Regions from separate parts of the Mus musculus genome. Here region 2 is linked to region 1. Evidence: chromatin contacts called from ENCODE Hi-C or POLR2A ChIA-PET data. All regions are on one chromosome and are shown on one strand. The core of a region is the stretch at or near the end of the contact, and the rest is flanking DNA. Distances in the headings are between cores, read along the strand shown.

What was found. Hi-C counts contacts between places; a loop is a spot of excess contacts on that map. ChIA-PET counts read pairs that join two places held with the same protein, here RNA polymerase II (POLR2A).
Region 2: a loop to region 1 is called in a map of heart, with 3 times the contacts of the local background. The contact joins two enhancer-like sites. A Hi-C loop is called at or near these places in 4 of 37 maps with a recorded cell type or tissue (all heart). POLR2A ChIA-PET finds 5 or more read pairs at or near these places in 1 of 5 experiments (Patski).

Annotation. Positions count from the first base shown.
Region 1 is chr15:6,235,900-6,243,659 of GRCm38, forward strand. No RefSeq gene overlaps it. Among named protein-coding and RNA genes, the nearest start is that of Gm16311, 70 kb to the right of the region's middle. Within about 2 kb of position 2,011, at least 1 of the 3 ENCODE cell types and tissues checked has a DNase peak (open chromatin) inside an H3K27ac peak, as active enhancers do.
Region 2 is chr15:6,273,463-6,280,782 of GRCm38, forward strand. No RefSeq gene overlaps it. Among named protein-coding and RNA genes, the nearest start is that of Gm16311, 33 kb to the right of the region's middle. Within about 2 kb of position 5,293, at least 1 of the 3 ENCODE cell types and tissues checked has a DNase peak (open chromatin) inside an H3K27ac peak, as active enhancers do.

The DNA of each region.
Region 1 (7,760 bases), core at 761-3,260:
GTGGCCGATGACTGTGAGCTATTGGATCCTCCCCAGTATGGCTTTGGATGACAGGTTATCCATTGGTTTGGTTAAACACGCTTTGAGATGCAGCGGCAGTCGGTGGTACTCTTACCTAGTCCTCCTCCCCTGCCTCCTCTCCCTACCCATGAGACCCACTGTGGGATGCTACCACTTTCTATTGCCCCCTCCTTTTTTTTTTTTATCCTGCTTGCTCTTTCCCCACCCCTAGTCAATATTTTTCATTTTAGTCCACCTTAGCATATCCAAGCCAACGCAACAGGTCTAAAAAATAGCATCTGCTGTGTAATAAAGAGCACTGCTTATGACTATCAACCAATTGAGTGACAGGAACCGTAAGCATGATGTCCTTGTGGGAATTCAGAGAAAGAAAAAAAAAAAAAAAACTCATTTCGAACCAATGTATATAAAGTTTCCATGGGAGAGGGATATTTTGAGCTATCTGGAAAGATCTCAAAAGTAAGCTTTACTGAAGACCGGGAACTGGCCGTTTGAGCTTGGAAAAGACTAAGCACAGAAAGAGAATCTAGAGGCTGGACATGTTTCATCATTGGCTGGCACGTAAAGTACATGCTCTGTCCCAGTTCCTCGGAGGACCAAAAGGGGAGTGTGGGACTCCACCGTGAAGGGACGCGAACTGGTCAACAAACAAATCTCAGTGGCCTGCAAAACACACAATTGTTTATCATTCGTGTGGCCCAGTAGTGGCTGTGACCGCCGCTGTGATTCTTTCTTGTGCCTTCTCACACTACTCTGTACTCAGCTGAAGGGGCTTCCCAAGGGACAGGACTTCCAGAAACATACCACAGTGTTAGAAGAGTGCAGATAAGCCACGTGGCATGTCTGCTCATAGCTCATTGGCCAAAACAAGTCACGTGGTCAACCGTGCCAGCTATAGAGCAGAGAATACCCTCTAAACACAGGAAACACTGAAAATTCCATAGCAATGCGGATATATCCTCGCTTTGTAGAAAGGAAGCCTATACAGTTAGTAAGAATAGATCAATCTACCACCAATAAGAAATTGATAAAATGCAAATGCTTACTATTTAATTAGACTTACATTACACTATCGCCAGTGTAAACGTCGGTATGGCATGGGGAGAAGGGAGAATATTGAATGGTCCAGACAGGAAGTGATGGCCGACTGTCAAACATGGGTAAAGCATATCCACAGTGAGAGCAAGGATCCTCCTGTGAGGACCAGGCGCTGCCCTTCCCGTGATGGAAGTGATCCAATGAAGTATCAATGAAGGCATATTGATAGTGGTGTATGGGCAGACAAACTGACCCGTGAAACACAATAAAAAGTTATTAAAAGCCTCTTGCAAATAGTTATCCAACTCATGATAGAAGTGTCACGACAACGTTACAAGGACAGGATTTTTTTTTCTTCTTGAAGCAATAAAACAGGACAGTGGACACTGCCTGTTATTATTTAATGGTGGCAGCGATGAGTGATAAGTCAGACTATAGCTTTTGATGGGGAGGGGAAAAAATAAATAAAACAGTCATGCCAGACAAAGAGATGACCGCAGATTAGCACTAACTTGGCAAGTATGTCTGAAATACAAGGAATGTCTCACTTCCCAGGTCATAAATACCCCCGTGCAGGTGTGTTGTTATTGTTTTGTTTTGCTTGATTTTGTTTTAACACCATGACACATCAGGGGTTGAGTGGACAGTCTTCAGCCTTACTAGATCATATAATTACTAGATCATATATAATCACTAGATCACATAACCACTGCACCATCTAGCACAGGAACAGGCGGGCAGGAAAAGCCCTCCCCTCCCGCTCTTTAACCTTCAAGTTGTTGGCTCTAACTCAGCAGTGCACCCAGTCCGCCCTTGAACATCTATTGCTGAGGGTCGTGTGCTTCTGAGCCACTTCTCAAGAGACAGAGATCTGTTGGTCAGATTATGGGCAGACCTGGTTAGTCAGTGGTTTAAAGCTACCACATCGGTGACGCAATCCCTGGAACTTTGTGGAACTTTTAAGGCCAGATTCCCTGCTGTGCGAGGTAAAGACACTCTCTCCACTTGTTCCTACTGATGAGTTGAAAAGCATTTGTTCACTTAAACAACTTTTTTTGGAGTAGGGCAAAAGGACGGACTGGGACAAGACAGTGAAATGTGAACTGAAGGGAATGGAGGGACAGGCCAAATTGGCAGATGGCACGTCTCGTTTCAGCTTTTAAAAATAATGTTGCTTTAAGAACAAGGGGGAGAAAAAAATCTCAAGCCAAGAAACATCAACAGTAAGTTTTCCTTCTTTCCCCTCTTCAGATATGCTGAAGCCAGGTTTAATTTTATGTCAGGAAAGAATTCCCTCCTGAGATTTTCCTGGCTACGGTTCAGTTGAGGATAATGTTTTCCAGCCTTGTTTCCAGAGGCCCTGAAAAGCTGAAGGGAAACGGGCAAGCAGTCTTGCAGGTCTCATCCTGAACCAGCAGGGGGCGCTGTGATGACAAAGAAATCCCGGGCCTCTCGGACCTGGGTGCTGTCTGAATGCAGGCAACTTTAGGTATCGTTTCTGAGGCTAGCTAAAACTTGAAACATTTACAAGTTGCATTTATATTTCTTACTTAATACAAAGCCTTCATGCTTCATTTTCAATCCAAAGGGGGCGGGGGCTTAGATATTTGAATAGATTTCCAGAAATGTGCAACGCCCAGCCTTCTTTCATGATTATTCAGGTCATTGTGTAGTGAGATGCCCCATGGATGTCTAAATGGGACACCCAGAGCACTTAAAAGCCATTGCAAAAATATCACCCAAATGTACCTGCCCTTGCTGAGTCATGGCTGCTAAAATCGCTTAACCGTTCGATACGCCTTTGTTTTCAAATTGCTTGAATCCACTTAAAACTTGAGGAGGAGTAAGACAGGGAAGCTAGACACACTGATTATCATCACAACCAATCTTTGACTCTGAGTTCACCAATGTGTTTGAAGTCCTACACTACATCCACACAATGTAATTCCCCCGCCAAGTTAAGAATTACGTGACTATCAGCATTGCAAAGGACTCTCAGTCTCACCTACCCCTGGGTACTCAGTTGCTTCCAGCATCTATAGAACCCTATGAATGCAACCTTACAAAGCTAACATCCAACTGTTACTAACATTGCTTGTATATAAGTCTGGGATGCCATATAGGCAATGTCTGCAGGAGTATGATGTGGAGGTTTCAAAAGATAGAAGTCCTGAATCAGTTCAGGGGACTATTTCAGAGACCCGGGTGCAGTTCTGAATGTTTATACTCCAAGCACATGGATTTTGGAGTAGGTATGTATTACTTCTCAAGAGGCAGGAGCTGAGGGGCCAGACAGAAAGAAAATAGAAAGAGATGTCATATTCATCTGCTGCTATCAAAGTTTCTCTTTCTCCTTCCTCTCTCTCCTTCCTTGCACTCTATCCATTTATCTCTGTGTCTTTCTCCATCTCCCTGTGGTAGCTGTTGGGGGCCTGTAATCTTGCTACTTATTTGCTAACATAGGCTAGCTATTGATGCTCTCTGAGAATCAGGTCCCCTGACTTCTACTCTCTCTGAAGAGCAGAGCTGAGTCTTTTAGGCCTAGTGATTTGGAAAATCTGATTTCACATCTCCAAACCACTCAAGTCCTAATTCTGGGCACGTGCATTCCATATCTTCTTGCAGCTGGAACCCCATCTTGGTAAGGCAATTGAGCAAACTCACTTACGTGCTAAGTAGCATCCTGTTAAACCCCAGGAATCCCCAGTTTTGGCTTTAAACTGAGTGACTGCTGCTTCTTGCATCCCTTCTTTCTCCAAAAGTGATCTCCTCTGTTGCCGTGACACGCAGGCAAACCTGTAGTCTTTCCTCAGCAACTGACTAAATTAGATCAAGAGTAAGGGAACAGTTCTCTGAGTACTCTTCCACAAGAGATTGTAGAGAGGAAGGCTGGGTACCCCCATTTTTCTTCCCTCTGGGAAAGAGAGAAATTGCCTTTGACTGTGTGCACACAGTATTCTGTAGCTCCTGGACCTGACCTCTTTTGTCTTGTGCTCAATAATGTTGTATAAAGAATAAGGCAGGTAAGAGCTGGCCAATGCCTCACTACTAGCTCATCTTTGACAGACTCCTCAGACTCTCAATTCAGGCACTGCATATTCACTGCCCTTGCTTCCGGTCTGAATCATAAACTTCAGAAGACTCTCCAGTTATGTATGAAAAGGGTGAAGGCAGATAAAGTTCTTTGGAAGGGAGAAAACGTAGCCGTTACGCGTAGAGCTGGTACTTGAAATCGCTTCCTCCGCGGTTAAGACTTGCATTAGTTCAGTGTGGTCAGCAAATAGCAAGCAAAGGCCTGCCACAAGCCAAACAAGAAGACATCCCCTGCCTTCTAAACACTACTTTTTACTATTTAGCATTTAAAATCCAAAGCCCATACTGCTAATGCATAGGTAGGGCCAGTGGGAGAGCTTTAGTGCAAGAACTGATAACACGAACTCAGAGCTGCAGGTGGATTATTTGAGCTAACTTTGGGGTTGTGGGGAACAGCAATTATTAGGCAGGGGAAAAAAGGGAATAATTTCAAGTAGAGATAATAACAGTGTGTGCAAGAAAACACTTGCAAAGGTCATCTCAAAGTTAGTGTGTGTGCCTTTGCAGTGGTAGGTAAGGATGTGGAATCTGGGCCATGGCAAAGCAACAGCAGCTGGATATATGAGGGAGTTTGGAGTCTTTATTTGAAATGGGGATATATCAAAGGCTTCAAGTCAAATGAATACTTCATGGGTGGTTTCTTTATTTTTTTTCAACTTTTTATTAGATATTTTCTTCATTTTCATTTCAAATGCTATCCTGAAAGTCCCCTATACCCCCCTCCCACCCTGCTCCCCTACCCACCCACTCCCACTTCTTGGCCCTGGTATTCCCCTCTACTGGGGCATATAAACTTTGCAAGACCAAGGCTCCTCTCTTCCCAATGATGGCTGACTAGGCCATCTTCTGCTACATATGCAGCCAGAGATACGAGCTCCGGGGGTACTGGTTAGTTCATATTGTTCCACCTATAGGGTTGCAGACCCCTTCAGCTCCTTGGGTACTTTCTCTAGCTCCTCCATTGGGGACCCTGAGTTCCATCCAATAGCTGACAATGAGCATCTTTTTTCTTGTTGTTTTATAATAAATCTCTGGCATGAAAATTTAATTATTTCCCCTTTCTGTCACTTTTTTTTTTTTGCATTTGTACACATTCTACATAATCTCTTGGTTAGAATGAACAGATGAAATAAACATTGGGTGTTTTCTTGTTATTGAGGATGATCAGAAAACAAGCTGAAAAAGAGCCCAGGACATAAGGAAGTTGCTAAATACTTGGGTGAAGTTGGGCTTGATTAGACTGTGTTTCTCTTGTGTTTAGATCTATGCGTAGCCCAGGTAAGAAACTAGGCAGCCAGATAATCACTCAGGCATAATTAGAAAGAGAGCTGGTGAGAGCAATTGAATGGGATCAGGGGAATACACATGTGGGATGTCAGACAAGAAAATGAAGGCATGGTGACCCAATGTCTTGTCATTGGATGTTCGTGTCTGGAAATAAGCGAGGAAAGCAGAAATGGTTGACTTCACTTAGGTCACGTTGACTTTAGGGGACATTTAAGATCTTTGTAGGAGGCATGAGACTGGAGTTCAGAGCAGCCCAGTCAGGCTGAATGTGAGAACAACAGCGGGTGACCAGATAGATGAGTCTGGAAGGTCAGCGAGGACATGTGGGGACTGTCCAGTTACCCATGGAGAAAGATGACAGAGAGAAAAGAACATGTCAGTTAGAGGATCCAAAGAGGGCCTAACAAAGACAGCTGAGAGATGGGGTAGCTGAGGAATAAAATCAAGATAGCCTGGTACAAAGCCTATCAATCAGGATAGCCTGGTACAAAGCCTATCAGGATAGCCTGGTACAAAGCCTATCAGGATAGCCTGGTACAAAGCCTATCAGGACAGGATAACAAGGCAGCCGGACAAACTTCAAAGTTAACCATTAGAGAAAGGTTGATCAAAAATCAAGCTGAAGAAGAGCCCAGGAGATAAGGAAGTTGCTGAATACTCGGGTGATGTTGGGCTTAGAGTGTGTTTCTCTTACGTTTAGATTTTTAAAACGCTTGTTTAAAGGACCTTTTAAAGAGAACTCTCTTGTACCAGAAATCTCCACAAATGCAGATTTTTGAAAACATTACATTTTTTTTCCTTTAGAGTAAACAATTCTTGCCTAAATAAGAAAAAAGGAAGAGACATTTTTTTAAAAAACTCCTCTCTTAAGGAATATACGGTACACACAAAAGGCCATTACAAAAGCGGTGGAAGTGATGGCAGCAACTTTTCTCTGTAGGAAAGGAAATAACTCAGATTCAGGAAAAGTGGCTTGCTGAGAAAGCAGTTAGTCACATGTCTTCCCAAAGGAAGTGGAGAGATTGTGTGTGAGTGTGTGTGTGTGTGTGTGTGTGTGTGTTTCTTTAAGGCCATAGTTCAGTGGAAATAGATGACTATATTCACTTAAATAACGCTCTCTTCGGTTATGCTTAATGGAATGTGAGAATAAACAGCCACAACAATAGAATATGGTGGCAAGCCTTCCAACTGCCAATCAGATGGTCAGCTGAGGGAGCAAACATCCTACAGAATACGAGGAGTTCATGAAGTATTTTTGGGCTGCTCGATATCATCTCTTACGTGCACTTCCTTGAACACAACATCAAAAAGAAGTGATTGAGACAATATGGCCTTCTCCTCTGGTAAAGATTAGACTGATGCCTCATAGAAACATGTGATAGTATCCCGTATATTCTTAGATGAAACGCTATCAAGTCTGTGGTCCATTTGCCTCAGTCCCTTGGGGAGCTGGAATCACAGGTGTGCACTTCCATTGCCAGTTTACAGGTTTATGTCATCTTAGCCAAGGGATCGTGTAAACTGCGTACACATCCAGAAAGTATGAAGGAAAAGGGAAATAATTAAATTCTTACTTTTTTTTTTAGTCCCATGCTGAGGATTGTGGTAACTTTGTGGCATAGTGTGTGTCTTTTTGCCTTATTCTCAGAGAGTTAGAATGTTCCCTGCACACTGACAGGGATGTCCTGGCTCCTCGGTGTGTGGCTGGATGTTTTCTAATGAAAAATAAAGTGTCACCATTGATGGTGACACATGCCAGTCATCCCTGCACTTGGGAGATAGAGGCAGGAGAACCAAGAGTTCAAAGCCATCCTCAGCCATAGAATGGTTTGAGGCAAGCTTGACCTGCATGAGATCCCATCTCAAACAACAACAATAATAACAACAGAGAAATTAGATACCTCTGATCTTGGACTTTGTCTTAGTCAGGCTTCTATTCCTGCACAAACATCATGACCAAGAAGCAGTTGGGGAGGAAAGGGTTTATTCAGCTTACACTTCCACATTGCTGTTCATCACCAAGGAAGTCAGGACTGGAACTCAAACAGGTCAGGAAGCAGGAGCTGATGCAGAGGCCATGGAGGGATGTTCTTTACTGGCTTGCTTCCCCTGGCTTGCTCAGCCTGCTCTCTTATAGAACCCAAGACTACCAGCCCAGAGATGGTCCCACCTACAAGGGGCCTTTCCCCCTTGATCACTAATTGAGAAAATGCCTTACAGTTGGATCTCATGGAGGCATTTCCTCAACTGAAGCTCCTTTCTCTGTGATAACTCCAGCTGTGTCAAGTTGGCACAAAACTAGCCAGTACAGACTTATTCAA
Region 2 (7,320 bases), core at 4,043-6,542, 41 kb after region 1:
GTATGTGCTCTCTCCCGTTTCTTCTTGGAGGTACTCAGAGCTATGAGTTTCCCTCTTAGAAATGCTTTCATTGTGTCCCATAGGTTTGGGTACGTTGTGGCTTCATTTTCATTAAACTCTAAAAAGTCTTTAATTTCTTTCTTTATTCCTTCCTTGACCAAGGTATCATTGAGAAGAGTGTTGTTCAGTTTCCATGTGAATGTTGGCTTTCCATTATTTATGTTGTTATTGAAGATCAGTCTTAGGCCATGGTGGTCTGATAGGATACATGGGACAATTTCAATATTTTTGTATCTGTTGAGGCCTGTTTTGTGACCAATTATATGGTCAATTTTGGAGAAGGTCCCATGAGGTGCTGAGAAGAAGGTATATCCTTTTGTTTTAGGATAAAATGTTCTGTAGATATCTGTCAGGTCCATTTGTTTCATAACTTCTGTTAGTTTCACTGTGTCCCTGTTTAGTTTCTGTTTCCACGATCTTTCCATTGATGAAAGTGGTGTGTTGAAGTCTCCCACTATTATTGTGTGAGGTGCAACGTGTGCTTTGAGCTTTACTAAAGTGTCTTTAATGAATGTGGCTGCCCTTGCATTTGGAGCGTAGATATTCAGAATTGAGAGTTCCTCTTGGAGGATTTTACCTTTGATGAGTATGAAGTGTCCCTCCTTGTCTTTTTTAATAACTTTGGGTTGGAAGTCGATTTTATCCGATATTAAAATGGCTACTCCAGCTTGTTTCTTCAGACCATTTGATTGGAAAATTGTTTTCCAGCCTTTCACTCTGAGGTAGTGTCTGTCTTTTTCCCTGAGATGGGTTTCCTGTAAGCAGCAGAATGTTGGGTCCTGTTTGTGTAGCCAGTCTGTTAGTCTATGTCTTTTTATTGGGGAGTTGAGACCATTGATATTAAGAGATATTAAGGAAAAGTAATTGTTGCTTCCTGTTGTTTTTGTTGTTAAAGTTGGCATTCTGTTCTCGTGGCTGTCTTCTTTTAGTTTTGTTGAGGGATTATCTTCTTGTTTTTTCTAGGGCATGGTTCCCGTCCTTGTATTGTTTTTTTTCTGTTATTATCCTTTGAAGGGCTGGATTCGTGGAGAGATAATGGGTGAATTTAGTTTTGTCGTGGAATATTTTGGTTTCTCCATCTATGGTAATTGAGAGTTTGGCTGGGTATAGTAGCCTGGGCTGGAATTTGTATTCTCTTAGTGTCTGTATAACATCTGTCCAGGCTCTTCTGGCTTTCATAGTCTCTGGTGAAAAATCTGGTGTAATTCTGATAGGCTTGCCTTTATATGTTACTTGACCTTTTTCCCTTACTGCTTTTAGTATTCTATCTTTATTTAGTGCATTTGTTGTTCTGATTATTATGTGTCGGGAGGAATTTCTTTTCTGGTCCAGTCTATTTGGAGTTCTGTAGGCTTCTTGTATGTTCATGGGTATCTCTTTCTTTAGATTTGGGAAGTTTTCTTCAATAATCTTGTTGAAGATGTTTGCTGTTCCTTTGAGTTGAAAATTTTCATTCTCATCCACTCCTATTATCCGTAGGTTCGGTCTTCTCATTGTGTCCTAGATTTCCTGGATGTTTTGAGTTAGGATCTTTTTGCATTTTCCATTTTCTTTGATTGTTGTGCCGATGTTCTCTATGGAATCTTCTGCACCTCAGATTCTCTCTTCCATTTCTTGTATTCTGTTGCTGATGCTCGCATCTATGGTTCCAGATTTCTTTCCTAGTGTTTCTATCTCCACTGTTGCCTCACTTTGGGTTTTCTTTATTGTGTCTACTTCCCTTTTTAGGTCTTGGATGGTTTTATTCAATTCCATCACCTGTTTGGTTGTGTTTTCCTGCAATTCTTTAAGGGATTTTTGTGTTTCCTCTTTAATGTCTTCTACTTGTTTAGCAGTGTTCTCCTGTATTTCTTTAAGTGAGTTATTTAAGTCCTTCTTGATGTCCTCTACCATCATCATGAGATATGCTTTTAAATCCAGGTCTAGCTTTTTAGGTGTGTTGGGGTGCCCTGGACTGGGCGAAGTGGGAGTGCTGGGTTCTGATGATGGTGAGTAGTCCTGGTTTCTGTTAGTAAGATTCTTATGTTTACCTTTCGCAATCTGGTAATCTCTGGAGTTAGTTGTTATAGTTGTCTCTGTTTAGAGATTGTTCCTCTGGTGATTTTGTTACACTATATCAGCAGACCAGGGAGACTAGCTCTCTTCCCTGAGTTTCAGTGGTCAGAGCAGTCTCTGCAGGCAAGCTCTCCTCTTTCAGGGAGGTGCACAGTTATCTGGTGTTTGGACCTCCTCCTGGCGGAAGATGAAGGCCCAAAACAGGATCTTTCCCAGAAGCTGTGTTGCTTTGGCCTGCAGACGGGCTGTGCGGACACCTGTGCTCTGACCAGGAAGGTGGCAGGTTGTCTGTAGCCAAAAATGGCGCCGCCTCAGAGGCTCTGTGTCTCTCACCCGGTCCAGAAGCTGCTGGCGTCTGTGTTCCACACTCTCACCCGCAGACCGCCCGCCGTGGAGTCCCGGAAACAAGGTGGCCCCCACGGAACGTGAGGCAGAAGCCTCTTGGGCCGGGTGGACCCCTGTGCTCTCACCAGGAAGGTGGCCGGTTGTCTGGAGCCGGAAATGGTGCCGCCTCAGAGGCTCTGTGGCTCTCGCCCGTTCCAGAAGCTGCTGGCCTCTGTGTTCCACACTCTCACCCGCAGACCGCCGGCCGCAGGGTCTCGGAACCAAGGTGACCCCCGCAGAACGTGAGGCAGAAGCCTCCCGGGCTGTGCAGACACCTGTGCTCTGACCAGGAAGGTGGCAGGTAGGGGTGGGTTGTTAAAAGGTCTTGGGTATCCCAAGCTAGTCCAGATCTCACCAAGCAACTAAAGAGTACCTCAATGGCTGATCCTTCTGACTCTACTTACCAAGTTATACCACTAGAGACGGCTACATTGGGTTTTTTTTTAAGGGTGTGTGTGTGTTTCTGTTATTGTTGTTATTCATCTGTTTTACAGGTATAAATGTTTTACCTGTATTTATGTGTGCTAAATGAGTGCAATACTCTCAAAGCCAGAAGAGGGCCTCAGACCCTCTGGGACTGGAGTTACAGACAGTTGTGAGCTACCACGTGGGTAATGGGAATTGAAACTTGATCCTCTGGGAGAGCAGCTAGTGTACTTAAGCGTGAACCATCTCTCCAGCCCCTGTTTGTTTGTCTTTTTGAGACAAACTCTCACTATATAGCCCTGGCTGCCCTAGAATTCACTGTGGAGACCAGGCTGGTCTCAAATACACATATCTGCCTTCCTCTGCCTCTCAGGTGTGAGCCACCATGCCTAGTGTCAAAAACAAATTATTAAAAAGAAAATCCAAGTACATTTTTTAAAATCTGTCTGTGCAATCCCCATCACCCTTCCGATGTCCATCAAGTACCTTTATTGGTGGAAATATTTACCAATATTACCTTCCTTCTTAACTTCTCACCTTAATACCACTGACTTCAAAAACCTGCCTGTTCAGCTTCCACCTTGCTGTCTCCTCTAATTACTCTTCTCAGCACACTGAAGGCACCTGAGTATTGATCCTTCACAGGGTTCTCAGGTACCCTGGCCAATGACCAGTGTTTCAAGTAAGGGAAGGAGGAAGCTGCCAAGAGAACCTTAGAAAGGGCTTCTAAAGCTTGTGGTTTCTGGAGAGCAATCTTTAGGAAAGAACCCCCAGACAAGGTTAAATAAGATGGAAAGAGAAGGAGAAAGAATCTTGAAAGAATATGAACCTTTGGCTGATGTACAGGAGCTCGGAGCATCAGAGCTCTGTTACCCTCAGAACAGGTAGCCAAGCTTTCGCCACCCCCAATCGATGACCACCATAGGAACATAGAGAGAATGGTGGTCTTGAAGTCTCTCAGCAGGTGATTCGCTGCCATCAGAGATTAACAAGCATCCAGAAAGGACTCTGAAACACCCATGTAGCAGATAGATAGATGCTCCAGCTCACAGAGGAACTCAGGTGGAGTACCAACAGCAGTGACTCCTACCATAGTGATGGACAGGAAGAGGAAATGGAGGAGAGACAAAAGAGGGAAAGGTGATCACGAACAAACACAGGCAGGTATTTAAATGATTAGGTCACCCTGGCTTGGAAGAGTTCCGGTTCAGGCTAAGGCAGCCTCTACGCTCAGTTATGGTAGGACACAGTAAATCAACTACAGTCATCTGAAGGCATTTCAAAATTCCAAAATGTTTAGCATGGGAGCAGGGATTCCTGCTTAGATGCGCATTCAGCCGGATCTGAATTCCCAAGAGAGTTAGAGGAGCAGATATCCTTAAAGTCTTCTAAAGCTAATTCTTTCCCCATACAACTGTGAACCTTAAAAGCAGCTGCTAGGCTTCCCCAGAGATGGTTTAGTTTTGGAATCATATAAAAGGATTCCTTGGTCCAGTGGTACAGATTACCCTCAGAGCTAAGAGGCTCTGTAAATTATGCTATTGAAACCTTCGCACTTCCTCGTTCTGATCTCTCCCTGTCATCAGCAAGTGTAATTCCCAAAGTTCCCTCTTCAGTCAGTCCTTCTCTGCAGGCGCACCTCCAAGACTGGGCTTGAATCAGGGTAACAGGCTGATTACATGTTTGCCGAATTATTTTAGATGCAGTTTTAAGACAACAACAAAAGTTTGTCACTTCGACTTTCTTTTTCATTACATTCTGATCATATTGCATTTTTAAATCTCCGAGTGCATGCGTGCCTGGGACATGTGTGGTAGTCAGAAGACAACCTATGATGTTAGCCTTGTTTGAGACAGGATTCCTTGTGATCAGCTGCTACACAGTTGCGGTGACCCCTAAATTTCCAGAGATCACCCTGCCCCCAACTACCATCTCACATAGTAGCTATCGTGGGATTATAGACACATGTTCCCATATCTATCCTTTGTAGGATTCTGAGATGTGAACTCAGGTGCGGCCTCCCACACACACAGCAAGTGCTTTAACAACTGAGCCACCTCCTCAGCTCCCGATCAGACGTCTATACTCAACAAAAGTCGTATTTTTCTCCCTAATACTCCTACAGCATAAAAAGGTAGAATCTCCAAACCAAATAGTAAACATTGTTGAGAGCCATTAGCACAAAATAGACATCGGTAGGAGGAAAAATGTTTTATAACACTTGTATGCCCGGAAAAAGTGAAAGTAGAAGAGACATTTAAGAAGTCTCTCTTCTTACTGAGCAACTTGTTTCTCCCCAAAAATTTGTGGCTCCAGTGACAGTCATCAGGAAATTTGGTGATGTCATTTCCTTCGACTTGGCCAGTTACATAAATGCTGGATAATAGCCAACTAAAACAGTCCTCAAACAGATGGCCATGTGTGTAAATGCCAGAAAGTGAGACCAGCTATTTGCAGTTCTATTTTTTTTACCCCACACATGGTATAATGTTTATTTTATAGCCTCTCTTATGGACTTATGTGGATCATTCCTGTCATTTTTTTTTTTTTAGGGGCAGGATAGTTCCCCAAGGAAGCAGTCATAAAACACAAAACACAGATCACGAAGTCATGAAAACTAAGGTGTGGAGCAGAAGCGAGCAGCATCACTGCAAGAGCGTAAACCGTCAGAGTGGCCTGCGAAGTGCACTTCATACTGTCGAACACTCTAGAAATGACGTGTCTGAAACCATCAGGAGATTTCAAGCATGGGAGATTTTACAAGGGGGCAAATGAAAGCACTCAGGGGGAGGTCCTAAAGAAGTTAGAAGTAGTATGTTTACAGGGATTTTATAGGGGTTGCAAGAGTGCATACTTCATAGACTAACTTTTATCCCTTCAAAGCACAAGTAAATTTGGCCACAGAGCATCTTCCCAGCAACAGTGACCTGTACCTCTCCTTGTTCCAAGTCCATATTGATGTAATCAAGAGAAGTTTACACTTTTGTAACTGTGAAGAATTTCAGTTATGCATAATAAAACACAGCACGGAGCTTAAGGCTTTTCAGCTTCAAACACAGACTTCGGCTCTGGTTTGCAAGGACTGATAATAGCATTTCCTTTGTGTTCTCTTAGTAGTGGGTTCAGCAAATGCTATGGTGGTTCAAAGAAAAGTAAATAAAACCTTTCCAAACTCCACCATTCAGCTTCCTTTGATATTTCAATACTTCAATTAAATAAGGCAGGCAAAGTTTGCTGTGTCTACCTTCTCACACCAGGTAACTTAGAGGTAAGAGGAGAGAAGCAGTAAGTGGTGAAGAGAATGACGATGCTCCTGGCTGCTTTCTTCATCATGAAAATATTTTCTCCTTGGTATTCAAAGAATTTAATTTCTCTTCCACCCATCGAATTCCCAAAGTATGTAGCTACACATCATAACTTCCACCTAAATATATAGCAGTAAGTCACTGAATTATTTGTTCATAAATCTTAATTAATTATGGTCTGAAGACTAAGCTGGAAGTTGCTGATGGAGAAATACCAGCTGTGCGCTCCTTAACGCTTTCTACACTCCATTTTCATCTTATTTCTTTGTTCTGTTTAATGTTTCTACCTAGCGCTGTGCTAGTCTAACCTTTCAATCCCCACCCCCACCCCACCCCCAAATGTTTAGAAGCCTGCCATTTCCCATGAGTCTTCCATACCCTTCGGTCAGGGCAGGACAGTGTCAGAGGCCCTGTCATCTTTAGGTAAGATGGTGTCCTCAAAAGGTTCCGTGCTTATTTTGGATGCTGCAGCCTGAACTCCACCAAGCACAGTAATAAGTTCCATATGCCCCCCCCCCTTTTTTAGAACACATTTTCAAAGCAGCAAATGTTTTGACGGATTGGCTCTTAGAGAGCCTAAATACTGTTCTACACATCGTTTAGCATTTCACAAGGCCCCTACTGTTAAAGTCTGGGAATGAGGCCAGGGTAACCTACCTACAGTGCTCTAAGTAATGTGAAAATATTGAGAATTCTTAACCATCCTGCTTCTCTGAGATGTATTTGGAATGTGAAGATTTCTTCTTCACTGCCATGGAACTGTGTGAATGTGTGGGCGTGAGCACATCTAAGTTAAAAAAAAAAAAGTATTGGGCCTTTAGAGTCAATAAATTAACCAAAAACCTCCATGATGAGTTTTCTAGATGTTTGAACTTTTAAAGTTTCCGTCTAAAGTAGGTGGTGTAATCTGATCTTAAGTGTAGGAGTGCATGTGTGTGTGTGTGTGTGTGTGTGTGTGTGTGTGTGCCTGTATAAGCATGACTTTGTGTGTGTGTGTGGGGGGGGGGGGGGATGAAGTATTTAGAAATACCACACAAGTCAAACAATAACTTTTAATATTGCTATTTGTAGGTGAAAAGTTCCATTATTT